Linked DNA regions of Homo sapiens: region 1 is linked to region 2. Evidence: chromatin contacts called from ENCODE Hi-C or POLR2A ChIA-PET data. All regions are on one chromosome and are shown on one strand. Each heading gives the region's core, a stretch centred on a gene start or an enhancer-like site at or near the end of the contact. The rest is flanking DNA. Distances are from core to core; before and after follow the strand shown. Region 1 has its middle 86 kb from the start of ADPGK. Region 2 overlaps NEO1 (neogenin 1).

What was found. A loop is a pair of places that touch in the nucleus more often than their neighbours do. ChIA-PET counts read pairs that join two places held with the same protein, here RNA polymerase II (POLR2A). Pooled maps may share reads with other maps.
Region 1: a map of gastrocnemius medialis shows a loop between it and region 2 (2.6-fold over the local background). The contact joins two enhancer-like sites. A Hi-C loop is called at or near these places in 1 of 168 maps with a recorded cell type or tissue (gastrocnemius medialis) and 1 of 50 pooled maps. POLR2A ChIA-PET finds 5 or more read pairs at or near these places in 1 of 52 experiments (RWPE1).

The regions. Positions count from the first base shown.
Region 1 is chr15:72,868,058-72,871,138 of GRCh38, forward strand. No RefSeq gene overlaps it. Among named protein-coding and RNA genes, the nearest start is that of ADPGK, 86 kb to the left of the region's middle. Within about 2 kb of position 1,799, at least 2 of the 41 ENCODE cell types and tissues checked have a DNase peak (open chromatin) inside an H3K27ac peak, as active enhancers do.
Region 2 is chr15:73,077,588-73,080,479 of GRCh38, forward strand. The region is part of intron 1 of NEO1 (neogenin 1); the gene reads left to right. Among named protein-coding and RNA genes, the nearest start is that of NEO1, 27 kb to the left of the region's middle. Within about 2 kb of position 1,329, at least 2 of the 41 ENCODE cell types and tissues checked have a DNase peak (open chromatin) inside an H3K27ac peak, as active enhancers do.

The DNA.
Region 1 (3,081 bases), core at 549-3,048, 210 kb before region 2:
AGGATCCATGCTTTTGTTCATTCAAGTTGTTGGCAGAATTCGGCTCCATGCAGTTGTAGGACTGAGGGTTCTTTGTTGGCTGCCATCTAAGGGTCACATTCAGCTTCTAGAGGTTGCCAGCATTCCTTGATTGGTGGTCCCCTTCCTCCATCTTCCAAGCCACCAATGGTGGGTAGCGTCCTCTCACAGTTTACATTTCTCCTGTCTTTTCTTTCGTTGCATCTCTCTGAGTTGAGCAGGGAAAGGCTCCCAGCCACCTGGGTGGCCCCAGTCTAATCGCCTGAGCCCTTAAAAGCTGGGAGCCTTTCTCTGCTGAACTTTCACACTTGACTTTGCAGGTGTGATTAAATTTACCAATCTTTCTGTCTCAAGATCGGTAACCTTAATCACACTTGCAAAGTCCTTTTGCCATGTAACATAACATATCACAGGTTCTGGGGATTGGAGTGTAGACATCTTTGGAGGCCAGTATTTGGCCTGCCATAGAGTGTGATTAAGAGCTTCATCTCTGCATCCTCTTCCCCTCCCCCTCACAAATTCTGGTCCTTTAACCTCAGGGTGAGGAAGAAGCCCAGGACACAAGAGAAAAGCCAGGTCTCTTCTTGGCTTACAGGTGAAGGTTTCCCTTATTTGAAGTTGTCTGCACAACTTCTTCAAAGAGAGGCTGGTTTGAGAGCTGGAATCCCACTAGGGGTGTTGAAAGTAGGAAAAAGTGAGGAAGAACTGAGGTTCTAACTAACCTCAGCCTTTATCCAAAGCCTTCTCCATTTACCAGCAACACAGAAACAAACATTGATGTGTGAATATTCTATAGATTCCTCTGCCCAGTATGTAGCTTCAAGTAGACTATGAACTCTCCTCCCTTGCTGGGGAGCCCAGGCCAGACAACCAGGCTCTAGGAAAGCATTTATATGTATTAAAGATGTTCATATGTTAAAAAATACAATTTGGGGGGGTGTTTGGAAATATGAAATATTTTCACCAGGGGCTAGCTGAGAGCCAGGCGACCCTGCAGGAACCGGTTCATGGGCTGCTTCTGTGTACCCTCCCCTGTGTGCCTGCTCAGCATCTGGGCCCCTTGACCTCCTGCTCTCTGGAAGGGTCTGTCAGTCTCGCAGGTAGCAAGCCTGTAGGATGCAAAGCAGTCAATCTGTGGACACTGTTAAGGACCAAATCCCTAGCCATAGACACCATCTGCTCCCAGGAGGATTGGTGTTTGTCCTGTAGGACCGACCTCTACTTCTACCCCAGCTATATGGGGAGCCAGGGCAGCTCTGGCTTCTGGGTTGACCTCCACTTCGGGCTCTTGGGCTCCCACTGCTTGGGGTGTGTCATCACCTCTCAGACTCTCAGTGGTGTGATTACACTTTGTGAGCAAGAAGGAGAAATGTCAAGGTGGTGCCTTATTGGGTACAGGGCTAGGGAATAAGACCTCAAAGTATCCCAGAAACCTAAACATCTTCACTACCACCAGGGGAGGTCGAGTGATAAGAAAGACTAATCAGTACTTTCTGGGTTGCTTATTTCAGGAGCCTAACCTTCACCTCCCTACTCAATTCCCTTTTCTATTCTCAACCTTCCTGATATCCATTGCTATCCCCACCTTGCTTGTCCTAGTTCTGATCCTCTTTCTAGCTTCACTATAAATAACACCACTAACACGCCACACACACACACACACACACACACACACACACACACACACACAAAACTAGATATATTACCATAATAAAAAAGTCACTATGTTAGGGATCCTTAAACTTTGGTTTGCTTAGGGGTTGCTTAATAGCAATCTGGCAGTGGCCTGAGCCCCACCCCTGGACATTTTGATCTGGGTCTGGGGTGGAGTCTGAACTACTCTATTTTTAACAAGCTATATTTTTAACAACTACCCAGGTAACTGTTGACTGATGCAGCTCACTGTCTGTGACCTGGATGATCAGGCTGCAGCCTGACCTCCTTTTAGGGGTAGGTATTTTTAAGCTGTTTTATAAGCACTTTGTTCTAGTCTCTTTCCTTTATAGGTTAGAAATACCTCTGATTTGAACCAAGGCCAGTTCAGTATTTGGTACAGATCTTAATACACTGGTAATTTTAAATAAATACTTACACTGGTAATTTTTTATAAATACTTTTTAAATATCAGAAGTCATTTTTGCTTGAAACAAGCCTTTCAACTCTGAATCTAAATAGTCACTAGTGGATGCAAATTCATTTGGAAAGGATAAACATTTTTTATTTGTTTTCACATACAGTACTCTGGTGTCTCTCAATAGACAATCATCAATTTACATTCATTTATTCAACACTGATTAAGCAGGGACATTGTATTAGTCCATTCTCACATTGCTTTAAAGAACTATCTGAGACTGGGTAGTTTATAAAGAAAAGAGATTTAATTGGCTCACCATTCTACAGACTGTACAGAAAGCATGGCAGGGGAGGCCTCAGGAAACTTACAATCATGGAGGAAGGCAAAGGGGAAGCAAGCACGTCTTCACGTGGCCAATAAAAGAGGGAGTGAGCGAAGAGGGAAGTGCTGTATGTTTTTAAACAACCAGATCTCGTGAGAACTCTCTCACAAGACAGCATGAGGGGGATGGTGCTAAACCATTAGAAACCAGCCCCATGATCCAATCACCTCCCACCAGGCCCCACCTCCAATACTTGGGATCACAATTCAACATGAGATTTGGTTAGGGACACACAGCCAAACCATATCAGATATAAAGATGAATAATGACTAGATGCCTTTACGAGAATTTCAGGCCCTGTGTGCTCTGATCCTGACCTGCACCCCCATTGTCATTTTGCCATGACAGGAACTCCCAGCCCTGCACCAGCCACACTTAGCTTCTTACAGGTCCTTGAACTTGCTAAGCTTCCTCTCACCACTGAGTCTTTGTCCATGCTAATCCCTCTGCCTAGAATGTTCTTCCCTCCTTTTTCTAATTCATTTCTACTTATTTTTCAGCCTTCAGCTCAAAGGACACCTCGAGGAATATTTCTCTGGTCTCCCAGACCTAGGTTAGGTTGGGCTCCCACATCATAAGATCTCTTAGTTTTTATGCCTTTTTTTTT
Region 2 (2,892 bases), core at 79-2,578:
TATTTAACTGTGTTTAGCAAAAACTAATTATGATTCTCTGATGGGAAATAGATTCTCAGACTCATTTATTCATTCAACAAGCATTTATTGAGCAGCTATGTATGAGGCACTGTGCTAGGTAACGGGAGAAATAAGTTACCAGTCTAACAAATGGCATATCATACGTAAAAATAATACTGCTGAGGAGAAGGTGATATATGCTGTAAAAGGGGTGCAGAGTGCTTTGGGTTTTCTAAAAATGAGAAGGTTACTTCCATGAAGCAACTCAGTGTAAGCTTTATGGGATGATAGAATTTGATAGATCTTGAAGGCTGGGTACATGGTTCCTCTGTCCATTGCGCAGGATGTTGGCCCTGGCTTAGCAGTGGAGACAGACCTATGGCGATGGGAAGCGGGAGAGGAAGTATAATGAGCAAACATCCAGAAGTGGGAAAGCATTGGTGATATGGGCAACAGAAAGTAATTTACTTGGAGGTTTAGGGTGGTGATGTGAAGTGGCACAAGAAAGGGATAGAAAAGAAGCGTCCTTGATCTGACAGTGGTGTATACTGTGAATTGGAAGAGTGGGTTCAGTCTAGGCTGTTTACCCAAGTTGGTGTTTCATGGACCATTGTTCTTCTAATCTAGTAGTTTAATAGTTTTATATTAGGGGAGGGGAAAGTGTTCCCTGTTCAAGTAAGCTAGAGAATCCCTGCAGGAGAAGCAGGGAGAAGGATATTGACAATGTAGAATGCTTTCTGTGATATACTGTATTCAGTTGTGTTGCCGTATTAAACACAGTGGATGTTTGAATGTTCTGTAGATTTTTATCACCTGAAATTTGTTGGTTTTCATGCTGATGTCTTCAAGGATGATTCAGGAGGAGCAGTATAGGTGGCTGGTCTAGTTTCATTTCCCAGCCCCAGTCCACAAAGGGCTCTGTTTATCTAAAACAATGGCAGTGTTTCCTACCGTCCTGCTAAATAAGAGGTCTAACACACAGTAAAGTGTTCTTAAAAGATTTTAGGGACACTGAGGTGTAGGGTGTGGCACGGGCAACCGTTGGTTGCACAGATACAGTAGATGCTCTATGTTTCTATTGAGTTAAGATACAGTTAGCTGTATTTTCCTTGTATCTTTCTGCAGATCTCTTCCTTCATGCCTCCTCTAGAAACACTAGCAGCGCTGGGTGTTTCTAAGGTCTTGGGGACCTTAGGCAAGCTGGTTAACCTCTCTGTGCTTTAGTTTTCTCATGTGTAAAGCACTGTGTGCTGGAGATTTTTAAAAAGTGTGTTGATATAGTAAGTCATTTAATCTGTGGTTATATACCTAGTAAATGACAAGCAGGAATTTGAACTCAGGCCAGGCTCTTAACCAGCTTGCTGCATTACGAAATACTAAACAGTGTGGTTTTCCCTCCTGGAATTCCCTTTCTTTCTAAGTGCATTATCTCTTATACCCTTTGTTTAGTCAGACTACTTCCTCTATTTCAAAGAGAAAGGAAAGAAGCTCTTTTTTAATTGTTCAGAGTTGTGTATGGCAAAGAGAATGCCCAAATAGATTTTGTTTTGGAATCTTATTGTTACTGGTTGTTTACTGCCCCACATCCTTAGCTCCAAAGAGCAGAGAGGATTTACTGTGAAGTTTGGCATGTATTGTAGGCTATTATGCCATGTAATAGGCCCAAAATTGTGGCCCTAGGAATACAAATTATGTTAAGACATTTAAGGCAATTTCTAGAAATCTTTTTCCCTTGAAAAGAGTACCAATAATTTTTCTCGCTAATGGCCAAAATTACTCAAATCTTACTTTTGGACTTTTAAAATATATTTTTACTGCGTTATAGTTGAAATGTAGGTATGGTTGAAACGTAAATCTAGATCTTAAGTGTACTATTCAATCAATTTTGCTGTTGGTACTATTCAATCAAATAGGCCAGTGGGTTTTCTTTGTATTTAATCAATTAGTATGGGAAAATATTTTTATTTTAAATAAATGTCTCTCTTTATTTTTTGTGTATTTCTAAATTCATATGTATTTTCAACTCATTTTTTCACTCGGATACATAGTTTAACAACAGCCTATTGGAAGTACTCTTTTATATGAGTTTCTGCTATACTTGAATAGTTTCCCTTCAGAAATGAACTGTTTGTGTTGGAGCTACATAGAGTGAATAAATTTCCTGGGCGGAAACGATAATAAAATATTCAGGAAGTTATTAGGAAATGAGAACTTGTGTTCTTGTTCAGTCAGATAAGCTTCTGAGACCTTTGCATATATCAAAGCAGATTGTATTAGAGGAAGGAATGAGAGATTTGGCAACTTTCTTCTAATAGTGATAGGGACCTTGGTCAATAGAATGATGGAATATATGATGTATAAATGAAAGAAAAATTCTCAAAGCAAAGTTGTTTGAGAATTGTTTTTTCTCTCTCTTTTTGTTTGTCAGGGAAGAAAAGTGAGAGCTTTCTGAAGTTAGGTTATGTAAATAACCCAGTAGGGAAAACTGTTCCTGGGGGAGACCTACAAATAATTGATGGCAATAAGCTTCAGGAGTATGAAAGAAGTGGATGAGTATGCCTTTCCCCCATTGATTCCACTCACATTTTTTCTTCTCTGTGCTTTGCTCTCTTGTTGCCATTAGACAGTTTCTATCTGTCCTTAATTTTAGCCAGTTTGTTCTAAAGTAACTGTGAACACTGTAACTCTCTAGCCAGTGCCTTTCTTTTATTGAATGGAATTGGTGTACTAGTTGTTTTATTTAACAAACAGAGTTTATAGGCTTGTTTTTTCCTCAACATGTCTTCATGGCAGAGACAATTTACCCTTAAGTTGGTGAGCCCTGGATCCCCTCACTTGCATAGACCTCTTCTAGGATCTGGGAGAGGCTCTAGCAGTGTAGTGTGTTTGTTA